2 separate regions of the Homo sapiens genome follow, and region 2 is linked to region 1. Evidence: chromatin contacts called from ENCODE Hi-C or POLR2A ChIA-PET data. All regions are on one chromosome and are shown on one strand. The core of a region is the stretch at or near the end of the contact, and the rest is flanking DNA. Distances in the headings are between cores, read along the strand shown.

Region 1 (7,475 bases), core at 3,487-5,986:
CAATTCTCTCCAAAATCATTTACATATTTAAGGTAATTCCAATAAAAATACCAGCAGGATTTTTTTTTGTAGATACATATAAGTCAATTCTAAAGTTTATAGGGAAAGGCAGAGGAATTGGATTAGCCAAACAGTTTTGAAAATGAATAATGCCTGAGAACTCACACTCCTTTATTTTTATTTTTTTTTGAAACGGAGTCTTGCTCTGTCGCCAGGCTGGAGTGCGATGCGTGATCTTGGCTCACTGCAACCTCCGCCTCCTGGGTTCAAGCAATTCTCCTGCTTCAGCCTCCCAGGTAGCTGGGACTACAGGCACACGCCACCATGCCCAGGTAATTTTTGTATTTTTAGTAGAGACAGGGTTTCACTATGTTGGCCAGGCTGGTCTTGAACTCCTGACCTCGTTATCCTCCCGCCTCGGTCTCCCAAAGTGCTGGGATTACAGGTGTGAGCCACCACGCTCAGCTTCGCACTCCTTATTTTAAGAATTACTATAAAGTTATTAGTGAAGGGCTAGACACATAAATCAATGGAACAGAACGAAGAGTTCGGAAGCAGGCCCACACAGATATGGCTAATTGATTTTTGATAAAGTTGTAAAGGCAAGTCAATGGAGAAAGGAGTCTTTTCAACAAATGGTGATGGAACAATTGATCATCGATATGCAAAACAAGAAGCAAAACCTTGACGTAAATTCCAGACCTTACACAAAAATAAACTAAAAGTGGACATAGATTTGAATGTAAAATTCAAAACAATAAACTTTTAGAAGAAAGCATAGGAAAAAATCCTTGTAACCTCATGTGAAGGAAGAAGTTTTTAGATACAATACCAAAGCATGATCCATAAGAGGAAAAACATGACAAATTAGACTTCATCAAAATTTAAAACTTTGGTTTTATGACAGATACCTTTAACAAAATGAAAAAACGGGCCGGGCACAGTGGCTCACACCTGTAATCCCAACATTTGGGAGGCCAAGGTGGGTGGATCACCTGAGGTCAGGAGTTCAAGACTAGCCTGGCCAATATAGTGAAACCCCATTTCTACTAAAAATACAAACATTAGTTGGCTGTGGTGGCTCATGCCTGTAATCCCAGTTACTCAGGAGGCTGAGGCAGGAGAATCACTTGAACCCGGGCAGCAGAGGTTGTAGTGAGCTGAGATCGTGCCACTGGACTCTAGCCTGGGTGACAGAGCGAGACTCCATCTCAGAAACAAAACAAAACAAAACAAAACAAAACAAAACAACAATAAAATAAAATAAAATAATAAAATAAAATGAAGAAGCAAAGTATAGACCTAGAGAAAATATTTGCAAATCACATCTGACAAAGAAAAAAAAAAGAAAACTAGGATAAATAAATAACTCTCAAAATTCAACAGTAAGAAAACAAATAATACTCCCCAAATGGGCAAAAGATCTAAATAAATACTTTACTAAAAAAGATATGTGGATGGCAAATAAACACATTAAAAAAATGCTCAATGCTATCAGCAGTTTGGGAAAGGCAGATGAAAACCATGAGATCTCACTATATGCCTATTAGAATGACTAAGATTTTAAAATGAGCAATAGAAAGTGCTGGAGAGCACACGGAGGAACTGAAATTCTCTCTTTTTAAAAATTATACTTTAAGTTCTGGGATACATGTGCAGAACGTGCAGGTTTGTTACATTGGTATACACGTGCCATGGTGGTTTGCTGCACCCATCAACCCGTCAGGAGGAATTGGAATTCTCATACGTTACTGGTGAGAATGCAAAATGGCACAGCCGTTCTGGAAAACAGTTTGACAATTTCTCATAAAGTTATGCGTCACTTACTGTATGATCCCGTAATCCCTAGCTTTTTCCTCCAGAGAAATAAAAACTTATGTTCACACAAACACCTGCTCATGGATATATATAGCAGCTCTATTCAGAATGGCCCCAAACTGGAAACAACACAAATGCCTTCAGTGGGTACGTGAATGAGCAAACTGTGATACACCCACACAGCAGAATCCTCGGCATTAAAAAGAGAACTACGTGCAACGACACGCGTGAATCTCAGAGACATGCTGAGTAAAGGCAGCCAGGCGCTAAATCCTGCATGCCGTATGGTTCCATTTATATGACATTCTAGAAACGAAAATAAAAACTACAGGGTCAGAAAATAGGTCAGTGTCAGATAAAGGAGTCTTTATCTCTTTTTTAGTCAAACTTTTAATTCTGAGATAACTGTAAATTCCCATGCAGTGGCAAGAAATAGCACAGAGTTTCTGGGTACCCTTTACCCAGTTTCCCCCCAGTGATAACATCTTGCAAACAATGTTACTGTATCAAAATCAAGATATTGGTCAGGCGTGGTGGCTCACGCCTATAATCCCAACACTTTGGGATGGTGAGGCAGGTGGATCACTTGAGGTCAGGAGTTCGAGACCAGGCTGGCCAAAATGGTGGAACCACGTCTCTAATAAAAATACAAAAATTAGCCAGGCATGGTGGCAGGTGCCTGTAATCCCAGCTACCCGGGAGGCTGAAGCAGGAGAATCGCTTGAACCCAGGAGATGGAGTTTGCAGTGAGCTGAGGTCTTACCACTGCACTCCAGCCTGGGTGAAAGAGTGAAACTCCATCTCAAAAACAAACAAACAAAAAACCCCAGGATGTTGATGTCGATACATTTTATTCCGATTTCCCCAGTTTCACCTGTACTTGTGTGTGTGTCAGTCTCTTACCTTTTAATGATACACACTAAACTACAAAAAAAGTGATATTACTTACCCATAAACAGTGGGGTCACAGGTAATTTTTAATACATTTCTACATTTTCTGATTTCTTAATCTTAAGTATATTTGACCTTATTTTTTACTGTGTAACAGATGGCACACACAAAAGAAGAGAGCTAATATATTATGTTCAGGGACATAGTAATTACATGAACATCTGGGAGCCCGCCAGTCAATTTAAGAACGTTGTGCTGTGGGTTTAACGTAACCTTTGCACACCCCTGCCTGGAGCACCCTTCCCCCAGCTTTCCCCACAGCTGGCTCCCCCTCGACATTCAGGTCTTGTTGTCAATGTCACTGCCTCAGAGGCCTTTCCTGAACATCCTGTCCAAAATAGCCCTCCCTGTCACACTCTAGCACACTCTGATTTTATTCATAGCATTTATCAGTATGGAAATTTTTCCTGTCAGGCTTAGTTTTCTTGGCTAGTCATTAGAATGCGAACTCGGCAAATACTGGGATGGGGCGTGTCTCCTTCACTGCAGCATGTCCAGCATCTAGGGCAGCAGCCACTCAGTGGACAATGAATACCTATTTTAGATAAATATTTGATGAATGAATGAAAGTGAAGAATATTGCCAAAAGCCACGTGGCCATGAAGGATAGAACCAGGGCTAGAGCCCAGATCTCAACCTGGGGCGTGGGGTCATGGCCACTTCCCCTGACGTCCGCATGCCTTCCTTTCCCCTCTGTAAACCTCACAGAACCCCCCTCTGTCTTTGTGAAATAAAATGAACACAAACTTCTGTCTGGGGCGGCCTGGGTTAATAATGAACACGGGGCAGCCTCGAAAGAAAAGAAATCTCACAGATAAAGACTAAAAGAGAAGTGTAAGATACCAGGAATTTTTGTGGCAAATGGAGAGTGCTTCTGGGCTGATTTTTAATTGAAAGTAAAATTCCCCTTTGGGAGGCTGAGGCAGGCGGATCACAAGATCAGGGATCGAGACCATCCTAGCTAACATGGTGAAACCCCGTCTCTACTAAAAATACAAAAAATTAGCTGGGTGTGGCGGCAGGTGCCAGTAATCCCAGCTACTTGGGAGGCTGAGGCAGGAGAATCGCTTGAATCCGGGAGGCAGAGGTTGCAGTGAGCTGCAATCGTGCCACTGCACACCAGCCTGGGCAACAAGAGTGAAACTCTGTCTCAAAAAAAAAAAAAAAAAAGGGAAAGTAAAATTCTAAGAAACTTTACCAGTAACTGTCAGAAAGCCTCCCTATTCATTTGCTCATTCCTTCATTCACTCACGCATTCACTCATCAAACATTTATTCAGCGTTTCTATATATTTGTGCAGGTGCTGCTTCCTTGCTCCTCCCACAGGAGACCTTTGTGGTCGATTTCCTGTCCTTTGGGGCTGCTGACCACACCAGTGTGGGGGAAGAGCCCCCAGGGGATGAGCTTGCACGTAGACAGGAAATGGAAATAGAAGCAGCTCATTCTTAAAATGCATCAACATCAAATGTGTCTTCGTTTCAGGAATGAGAAGAATTTTTTAGGAAATAAAGCTTGCCCTTTCAAGCACCAAACCATGCCTCTGAATGTTTTCTCAATTAATCTTTTTTTTTTTTTTTTTTTTTTTTTGAGACAGTTTTGCTCTTGTCGCCCAGGCTGGAGTGCAGTGACGCGATCTCGGCTCACTGCAACCTCCGCCTCCTGGGTTCAAACGATTCTCTTGCCTTAGCCTCCCTGAGGCTAGGAATTACAGGCACCCGCCGCCACCCCTGGCTAATTTTTGTATTTTTAGTAGAGACAGGGTTTCGCCATGTTAGCCAGGCTGGTCTCGAACTCCTGACCTCAGGTGATCCACCCACCTCGGCCTCCCAGAGTGCTGGGATTAGAGGCGTGAGCCAGGCGCCTGGCTGTTTTCTCAATGAGTCTCAATGGAAGCTCATTGTATGCACCGTGCCATAAAACGGTGGCGATGGCAGGAGCTATCAGTAGGCGAGGGTAGCCCTATCCTACATTGAGTGGCTGTTACTGTTTGACTTCTCATGTATGATTCCTCATTTCAGCAGCACCAGCTGTGTTCTGCACTTAGTGGGTGAGTGGAGGCTGCAGTCCAGCCCACCGCTCTGCTGGCCTTTTTGTAATTTACTCAGGCAGGGAGGGTGAGGTTTTGCAATTCATCCATCCAAAGAGGAACTTGCTGTAATTTGTCTACTCAGAGGGGTGCCTCTTTCTGATTTGAACAAAGTGCCTTCTGTGTTGGCTGCAGCCCTGCCTGGGCTGTGTCTGCTCCTCCACCCAACTGCCAGTTTGCTGAAGGCTGGGAAGCCGGAATAAGCACATGCAATTGTCTTGTATGTAAAATGAAGAAACAAAGCCTGAGAACTGATCAATGAAAAGAGCATCAAACTTCCATCCATGGACTTGCAACTTCTATTTGCTCAGAGGGCCCTCTGGCTGTCTTCTGAGTTCCTGGCAGTGTTTTGGGTGGCTGAGGTTGGTGAGTAAATCAAAGAGCCTCTTCAGAACATAATCCATGGGGCAGAAATTGCACAAGACCTGAGAGGTTAGAGATGAATGAATGAGACATAGTCCTTGCCCCCTGGGGTGCGTGGTCTACCAGTCTGTCACCTCATAATGACCGCAGGGTGGCTGTACTTGCCCAAGACCCCTGGAACAGACGTCACACACCTATGGCCCACCATTAGCACACTGAAACTGTCTCACCGCCCCATGCACGCAGCATGCTTGTGATGGTTTATGTGTCAACTTGACCAGGCCAAGGGAGGCCCAGATGGCTGGTGAAGCATTATTTCTGGAGGTGTCCATGAGGCTATTTCCAGGAAAGATGAGCATCTGAATGCAGGGAGTGAGTCAAGATCTGCCCTCAGCCATGTGGGTGGGCATCACGTGATCTGCTGAGGGCCTGAATAGGAGAAGAGGGAGGAGGAAGGGCAGATGTGCTCTCTGTGCTTCAGCTGGGACATCCATCCTGCCCTTGGACAAAATCAGCGCTCTTGGTTCTCCAGCCTTCGGACTTGGACTGAGACTGACGCCGTCATCTTCCCTGGTTCTCAGGCCTTTGGACTCAGACTGGAATTACACCACTGACTTTCCTGGGCCTCTAGTTTACAGACCACGGATTACAGACTTCTCAGCCTCCACAATCACAGGAGCCAATCCCTGCTAATACATCCTTTTGTTCTCTACCCACTCCCCACCCACCTCCCAGTCTCTCTCTCTATCCTATTTGTTGTGTTCCTCTGGAGTGGCCTGACTAATACAATGCTTAAGAAGACTAACCATTTCGCAGACTCATGTAAGAGACTCTCAGAGACTTTGCTCTGTCTAGTATATTTTTAAAATTCACTTTTCACATAAAAAACCATGCGTATGGTAAAAATCTGAAAGGCACAGATAGCTATGCAGTGAAAAGCCAGACTCCTTCTTAGCTATCCTCTGGCCCAAGGGTCCCCAAACCCCAGGCTGCGGATGGGCACTGATCCGTGGGCCGTTAGGAACTAGGGACACAGCAGCAGGTGAGTGGCTGGTGAGCCACCAGGACCGCCTGAGCTCCGCCTCCTGGGGCGGGGGGCGGTGTGGGCATAAGATTCTCATAGAAGCTCGAACCCTATTGTGAACTGCGCATGCAAGGGATCCAGGCTGCCCGTTTCTTAAGAGAATCTAATACCTGATGATCTGAGGTGGAGCAGTTTCATCCCGAATCCATCCCCATCCCCAGCCCCAGCCCCAGCCCCCTTCCCCACCCAGTAAACCCCTACCCACCCCCAAACCCCTTCCGTGGAAAAATTGCCTTCCATGAAACTGGTTCCTGGTGTCAAAAAGGTTGGGGACCACTGCTCTGGCCCATCAGTTTCCTTCCCCAGGAGAAGCCACAGTTTTTGGAAATTTGAATCTGTGGCCAACATTTAAAAGTCATATTTCATATAAAAATCAAGATTTCCAGCTTTTGCTTAAAATAAGTAACTGGAAGATCTAGCAACACCAGACCCACAATCTCGTGTGGCAACAATTAGCTGGAGTTGACATGCAGCTTCCCTGTAGAAGGGCCATGTGCTCCCCAGGGCTTCAGTGTCCCTATTGAGTTCACAATGGGGACTCTGAAGCCGGGGGCAGTGCCAGGCACACCACACCAGCACTATCAGCCTGTCCACATCATCATTTATGCTACCTATTGGGCTCTTGAAAGCAGACACGGGCCGGGCACGGTCACGCCTGTAATCACAGCATTTTGGGAGGCCAAGGCAGGTGGATCACAAGGTCAGGAGTTCAAGACCAGCCTGGCCAACATGGTGAAACCCCGTCTCTACTAAAAATACAAAAATTACCTGGGTGTGGTGGTCCCAGCTACTCAGGAGGCTGAGGCAGGAGAATTGCTTGAATCTGGGAGGCAGAAGTTGCAGCGAGCCAAGATCGCGCCACTGCACTCCAGCCTGGGTGACAGAGTGAGACTCTGTCTCAAAAAAAAAAAAAAAAAAGAAAGAAAGAAAGCAGACGTGTTGGCAATCCATGTTCTATATTGTGGTTCAAGTTGTGGTTCACAAAGAGAAAAGTTAATTGCAGAATGTCTGAAATGGGCTGGGCATTAGGGTTGCCACACAGGGCCCATAGAAGTCTTTCAACAAACACAGTGCATCTCTGTACTTCTCCCTAGCACCCGATGCCCTATACAGCAATCCTCCCTTATCTGCAGTTTCACTTTCTGCAATTTCAGTTGCTCAAGGTCAACTGTG
Region 2 (7,475 bases), core at 2,572-5,071, 420 kb after region 1:
TTGCTTTTCTATGCTGCTTCTGTATACTAAACACATGCGGTACAGAAATTAACATGTTATTTGGTTAAACTAACAATTAATTGGATTCATGATTTACCTTCCCCGATGGCCCATAAATTCTTTGGGGTTAAATAACAGGCCGTGTGTTTCCAATGTCTGTGTCTCCTCTCGTGCCTAGCACAGAGCTCACATAATACATATGCAACATATATTTATGTTTTTGTTGATTGGATAGCAGCTCATAGCTTAGACTCAAATATCTTAATACCTGGAATATGAGCAGTCAGCAGTAGGAATTTCAAAGGACTTTCTTTTTTCTTTTCTTTTTGAGATGGAGTCTCGCTCTGTCGCCAAGGCTGGAGTGCAGTGGCGCGATCTCAGCTCACTGCAAGCACCGCCGTCTCCTGGGTTCACGCCATTCTCCTCCCTCAGCCTCCCAAGTAGCTGGGACTACAGGTGCCCGCCACCACGCCCGGCTAATTTTTTTTTTTTGTATTTTTTAGTAGAGACAGGGTCTCACCATGTTAGCCAGGAATGGTCTGATCTCCTGACCTTGTGATCTGCCCACCTCGGCCTCCCAAAGTGCTGGGATTACAGGCGTGAGCAACCGTGCCCAGTCTCAAAGGACTTTCTTACTTGATGGTAGTTAACATGGGAATATTCCAGCAGCTAGAACAGTACTTGGCACATAGTAAGTGCTCAGTAAATATGTGTTAAAGAAATGAATGAATGAGTGAAGAAATGAACGAATGAAAGCATACAAATTATCAATAGAATAGGTAATCAAGGAGTAGTGGTTTTAAAGAACTGTAAAGCATTCCAGTAAAGTAAGTCCAGTTGGTATTGCTAAATTCAAAATCAATATATTCTCCATTAGTGATATGAATTTAAAATTCTAGGAGAATATGTTCTGTATTTACTTTGCAATTAAATGAACAGAGTTGCATTGTAGTGAAATGATGGGATTTTACCAGATGCTCATGGGTTCCTATCACAGATGATTTTAGACTCACAATTTCAGACAACTGGGCCCATTTTGTATTGAATCAAATCGCCTCAGTTCATGTTTCATTCATTCCTTGTAACTTTTTGTCACCCTCTATTGGGAGACATTCTCAAGACATTACCAAAAATCACCTAACGACAGAAATGTTTGTGTTTACAGCATGGCAACTCACAGTGTGACGTGGGACCAGGAGCACAGATCACTGAAGAGACTGTTAGAAATGCAACTTCAGGCTGGACGTAGTGGCTCATGCCTGTAATCCCAAAACTTTGGGAGGCCGAAGCGGGCGGATCACTTGAGGTCATGAGTTTGAGACCAGCCTGGCCAACATGGTGAAACTTCGTCTCTACTAAAAATACAAAAATTAGCTGGGCGTGATGGCATGTGCCTGTAATCCCAATTACTCAGGTGGCTGAAGGATGAGAATCGCTTGAACCCAGGAAGCGGACGTTGCAGTGAGCCGAGATGCGCCTTTGCACTCTAGCCTGGGTGACAGAGTGAGACCCTGTCTCAAAAAAGAAAGAAATGCGGCCGGGCGTGGTGGCTCACGCCTGTAATCCCAGCACTTTGGGAGGCCGAAGTGGGTGGATCACGAAGTCAAGAGATCGAGACCATCCTGGCCAACAGGGTGAAACCCCATCTGTACTAAAAATACAAAAATTAGATGGGCGTGGTAGCACGCACCTGTAGTCCCAGCTACTCGGGAGGCTGAGGCAGGAGAATCACTTGAACTGGGGAGGCAGAGGTTGCAGTGAGCCAAGATTGTGCCACTGCACTCCAGCCTGGCTATAGAGCAAGACTCCATCTCAAAAAAAAAAAAAAAAAAAAGAAAGAAAGAAATTCAACTTCAAGGGTCCTACCTAGAAACCTGTTTTAACAAGCCTCCATGTGACTCCTCTGGTGCTGAAGAAATTCTTCACACCATACAATAAAATATCATCTGTTACCATGATAGAAGAAACCGTGGCTTTCTCTGGCGACTATAAGTACGGATAATGGGCCAGGGCTCCCTAGCTGGAAGGAAAGTCACTGTCCTGGGGGCAAAGCAGGTACCCAGTGACTGTCCCTGCTGATGATGCACCCCGAGAAGTGGAGCAGGCTGGGATGTGTTTGACACAAAGCCCTCTTGCTGTCCTAATCCACACCCACGCCAATATCCCTCAGCCTCATTTCCTCTTGACAAAGACGGTTCTGTTCTGAGGGGGTGTGTGGGACCAACAGCAGCAGCTGGGGTGGCCAAATGACCGCTCTTGCTTAGAATAGAGAGGGATTCAAAGAATGATCTCTGCCAGATTGCCGGGCTTTGCTGTGTCACATCAGGCTGACACAGATGGCCTTGGCCACTAAGGACGCTGCCTTCTTCCTCACAGAAGCCCGAGGAAATGCCCTGAGAAGGAACAAGGACCAGATAACTACCCGGCAGGGAGTGGCTGGTAGGATTTCAGCTTGAAATGTGATCTCTGGATGCCCATGAGCCAGTGTGGCATTTATTTCCACCGCATCAGGGGTCCCAACCTTGGATAACATTTATATTTCTAGAGCACCTGAAGAACAAAGATTCCAGATTGTAAGGTGCAAAATAAGTCACAAGGGGGTGCCTTCTCACTCACACACAGCTAGCCACAGCTGTCTGCCATCCCAGAGCGTACCCCGAAGCTAGCGCGCCAGCGAGCTAGTTTTAAAGCACAGACAACCTCTCCATTGCTGGCTTTCTTCGAACACCGTGGGTGAGGAAATGAGACAGAGAATGTCTAATGATTAGTTCCTTATGGTCCTTACATTCTTGAAGTATATTCTTTACGCCCGCTGGAACACTTCTGCATTCTTGATAGCATGATTGCAATATAAGTTCTTTCCCTTCTGAGCACTGTCTTTTATTGACACACTAAAATATCCTAGGAGCAGGATGGGTCTTCCCACCTTCCTCACGCCCCTCTTTCCCCACTGCCACACTCTCCGCGCCATTCCTTGTTCTCTTTCTAAGAACGCAATAAACATTTCAGCACAATCTTTTCAATCCACATTATTTATAATATTCCGAACATCCATCGAGCCTGGCTAGAATGCGAAGCAATAAATCAAACTTAACAACAACAAAGAAGGAAGGGGGAAAACCGCCCTTTGGCGAGGCGAAAGCCTGAGACGTTTCATTCCCCGAAGGGTTTAGTTATGTTAGGAAAAGTGAGATGGGGATGAGACCCGAGGTTTAGAATGACATAGAGGCAGGAACTGGAATCTATAGGCATAATCATAACTTTGTATAAACCTCAAACAAACTTACCTCTCTGGGGTGTCATGAGGATAAATGAGATACGTGGGAAGCACTCCGAGTGCCTCGAACGAGAGCAACTGGAGCCCAATTCTCCTTTTTGGGTCCAAAAGGTCATCTTTCTTGGAAGGGAGAGGGCTAAGAGCTCCCCCAACTCCCTGAGCGCCAGTCTTTGCTAATTAACATCCCCTCTGCAGGTTTAACTAAGATGGGGGTGAGCCTGGAAGCAGGGCCTCGAGGTAGGGCTGCTAGGTCCTGGACCCAGTCTCCACCCCCAGCAGGGACCCCTCTCCCCACTGCCAGCGAGGACCACGCCAGGCCACACACAGCCAGGGGTGTCCCTGCAGAATGATTCAGCTCCTGCCGGGGGTGGGAAGTAGAGCTCGTCCCACATCCTTTCCTCATGGCGCTACGCAGGTTAACACTGTCTGACTTTGTCTTCGCAAAGAAAGAATCTAGCTCCACAGTTTGCTGATGATTTCAAAATTTATCTAAACGAATGTGGAGGCCAGTACAGGCTATTGGCTAATTGCAGAATTGGCTTGAGGCCTTTCTGCCTTGGCGATTTCCCACGCATTCCCGTCTCACGTTGGAAATCCAAGCTGTTTGGGAGTGGGCGTGTGTTTGCGTGGCAGGCCTCAATGCAGCGGCTCTGTTGCTGTCTAGTCTAACATGCTCTGCCGTCTGCTCTCAGTGGTCCCTTCTGACAGTTTCCTGGATATAAAGGGGTGCTTCTTTTCCAGTCTTGTTGAATGGTACTGAATATAAGATTAGAATAACTGAATCACAATCCACATTTTAGTCATTACAGTCTCATGTTAGCTCTGGGGAAATGACCATAACCGGTACTTACTCATGAGAATTTTCTACCAAAAAGTCAGACAAGAAAGTCATTTTCTTATGAAAAGTGTCAAATGTGCCACCTACTCTGGCTTTGCCATCCCTCCCCTCTGCATGTTAACCTCACTTGGTCTTCTTAAGGTACAGATAATGCCTTCCTGCCCAGATCTGTTACCTGCTTGCTGGCTTGGGTGGAGGTTAGATCTCAACCACTGTTCTGGAAAGGATTTGATCATCAGCTTGGCTTTGTTCATAACTTCCTGCAGTAAAAAAAAGTCTTCAAAAAACCCAAATTCACGAGTGATATAGACATTTGTTTAAACAAAGTCTTCAGGCCGGGCGCGGTGGCTCCCAGCACTTTGGGAGGCTGTAATCCCAGCACTTTGGGAGGCTGAGGCGGGCGGATCACAAGGTCAGGAGATCGAGACCATCCTGGCTAACACGGTGAGACCCTGTCTCTACTAAAAATACAAAAAATTAACCGGGCGTGTTGGTGGGCACCTGTAGTCCCAGCTACTTGGGAGGCTAAGGCAGGAGAATGGTGTGAACCCCGGAGGCAGAGCTTGCAGTGAGCCGAGATTGCACCACTGCACTCCAGCCTGGGCAACAGTGTGAGACTCTGTCTCAAAAATAATAATAATAATAATAATAATAATAATAATAATAAACAAAGTCTTCAAAAATACAACAATTTCTTTTTTCTTTTTTTTTTTTTTTTTTGAGACGGAGTCTCGCTCTGTCACCAGGCTGGAGTGCAGTGGCGTGATCTCAGCTCACTGCAACCTCCACCTCCCAGGTTCAAGCAATTCTCCTGCTTCAGCCTCCCAAGTAGCTGGGACTACAGGCATGCACCACCATGCCTGGCTAATTTTTGTATTTTTAGTAGAGATGGGGTTTCACCATGTTGGCCAAGCTGGTCTCAGACTCCTGACCTCAAGTAATCCGCCCGCCTTGGCCTCCCAAAGTGCAGGGATTACAGGCATGAGCCACCGCGCCTGGCCCAACAATTTCTTTATGATGTCTCTAAGTCACAGAAACCAACAAAATCATCATTACTTGACTGTTCAAGTTAAGGGTCTCTTTACAACTTCCACTTCTTTTGCTTCTGATGACGCAACCATCCTCTTGAGCTCCGGCCTCCCAGGGCTGAGTGGTTCACCCAGACCTCTGGGGTCCCTTCCTTGGTATATTTCCACTTTCACTCCAAGCGTCCATGGGAACTTCTTTCCTTTGTCTATTACCTCCTAGGTGGAGCTCTTCTGCCTTCCTATTTTCCCCCATCGCCTCTAAGTAAAGGGCTGGCTTCACTGACGCAGGGAGACATCGCTGCTCTCTGTCTCTCCTTTAGTGCCTTCTCCCTGGTCAATGGAGTTCCACTATTCCCACCCTTACCTATTTACATACACCAGCAACTTCTCTTTACTTAGAGGTGTAAGTCTGCTGGAGAGCAGACTGTCTAGCTACTGAACTTCCCATCTGTGTGATCATGAGCCAGCCATTTAACCCATCTGGACCTCACCTATAAGATGGGGATAACAGGTTGGGCGCAGTGGCTCATGCCTGTGATCCCAGCACTTTGAGAGGCCAAGGTGGGTGGATCATGAGGTCAAGAGTTTGAGATCAGCCTGACCAACATGGAGAAACCCCGTCTCTAGTAAAAATACAAAAATTAGCCGGGCATGGTGGCTCATGCCTGTAATCCCAGCTACTCGGGAGGCTGAGGCAGGAGAATCATTTGAACCCGGGAAGCAGAGGATGTAGTGAGCCAAGATCGTGCCACTGCACTCCAGCCTGGTCAACAGAGTGAGACTCTGCCTCAAAAAAAGAAAAAAAAGAAAAAAAAAAAGGGCGGGGGATAACAGTAGCGTATATATAATGTGCTGCAATAATGTCAATGACACAGTAAATGCTCAATAAACACTCACTTATCTTATTATTAAGGCTTTTCCAGTCATGCTTCATGGTGTGCCTACAGCCCCTTCAAATGGGATCTTTTTAGATCAGAGCTCTGGCTGAGGTGTGAGTCAAGGTGGCTGCGGTTTCTATCTACCCCCTGATCCCACCCATCAAGCCATAGGGCCCTGGGCATGCAGGGCAAGTTCAGCCGATCCACAGGCTGGCCAGCAGCCCCTGAGTGATTTTGGTCCAGTACATGCAACTGAGCTGGATAAGGATTATTTTCTCTGAAGTTGGACTAGGAAATAAGGAGTGATGCAGGCTTACCAAGTCTGCCTTGGTTCCTAACGAAGGGAACATGTTTCTTTAAAGTAACCCCATCTTTTTTTGTGGAAATGTGAGTGATTCTGTTTCATTTTTTCCCCAACCAAAAGATGTCCCAAAGAACAAAAGTTTAATTAATATATATCCCAGGCTACAGATGTATGTGCTTTAAACGAGGGACAGATTTTGACTCAAGGAATACATTTCTAATTGTAAAATTTTGGGTCATCAGCAAGATGACTGAAAGGATCTCCATCACTTCCGAAATTAGAACTTTTAGGCCACTGTTGAGATATCTAAGACATCAACAAAATTAGTTTTTTGTCAGCTTTTCTTGTTTTTGTTTGTTTATTTGTTTGTTTTTTTTTTTTGGTTGTTGTTTTTGAGATGGAGTCTCGCTCTGTTACCCAGGCTGGAGTGCAGTGGCACGATCTCAGCTCACTGCAACCTCTACCTCCTGGATTCAAGCCATTCTCCTGCCTCAGCCTCCTGAGTAGCTGGGATTACAGGTGCCCACCACCACGCTCGGCTAATTTTTTTGTGTTTTTAGTAGAGACGGGGTTTCACTATGTTGGGCAGGCTGGTCTCGAACTCCTGATCTCGTGATCCGCCCGCCTCGGCCTCCCAAAGTGCTGGGATTACAGGTGTGAGCCACTGCACTCAGCCACCTTTTCTTTTTTTAAAGAGACGAGATCTTGCTATGTTGCCCAGGCTGGAGTGCAGTGGCTATTCACAAGTGTGATCATTAACACACGACAACCTTGAACTCTTGGGCTCAAACGATCCTCCTGCCTCAGCCTCTGGAGTAGCTGGGACTACAGGTGCATACCACTGTGCCTAGCCAGAATCACCTTTTAACATCCATGGCTATTTCAAATCTAGAGTTTACAGCGTCAGTAGGTTTAATGCGGATGAACATCTTCATGACTTAAAAATGAGTAAGGAACACATCCTTTTCTGGTTAACTTCCTTGTCACTCTGGAGAATGTCCCTACCGCTATTTCTCAAATGAGAGGACCTGAAGTTCTCTGGAGCACGGGGTGTGGATGGAGGTATAAGAGAAGGGATAGCTGGAAATGATAGTGGGTGAAGGTTAGTGAGGGCAGGGTCTCAATGAGTGAGGGCAGGGTCTCAATGAGT

The links. Hi-C counts contacts between places; a loop is a spot of excess contacts on that map. ChIA-PET counts read pairs that join two places held with the same protein, here RNA polymerase II (POLR2A). Pooled maps may share reads with other maps.
Region 2: a loop to region 1 is called in a pooled map, with 5 times the contacts of the local background. The contact joins two enhancer-like sites. A Hi-C loop is called at or near these places in 3 of 50 pooled maps. POLR2A ChIA-PET finds 5 or more read pairs at or near these places in 3 of 52 experiments (A673, HEK293T and activated CD8-positive, alpha-beta memory T cell).

What each region holds. Positions count from the first base shown.
Region 1 is chr17:8,853,980-8,861,454 of GRCh38, forward strand. All of the region lies in intron 1 of PIK3R6 (phosphoinositide-3-kinase regulatory subunit 6), which reads right to left. Among named protein-coding and RNA genes, the nearest start is that of PIK3R6, 10 kb to the right of the region's middle. RefSeq lists an enhancer at 5,461-5,720. Within about 2 kb of position 4,737, at least 8 of the 41 ENCODE cell types and tissues checked have a DNase peak (open chromatin) inside an H3K27ac peak, as active enhancers do.
Region 2 is chr17:9,269,935-9,277,409 of GRCh38, forward strand. All of the region lies in intron 7 of STX8 (syntaxin 8), which reads right to left. Among named protein-coding and RNA genes, the nearest start is that of NTN1, 250 kb to the left of the region's middle. RefSeq lists an enhancer at 3,066-3,567. Within about 2 kb of position 3,822, at least 4 of the 41 ENCODE cell types and tissues checked have a DNase peak (open chromatin) inside an H3K27ac peak, as active enhancers do.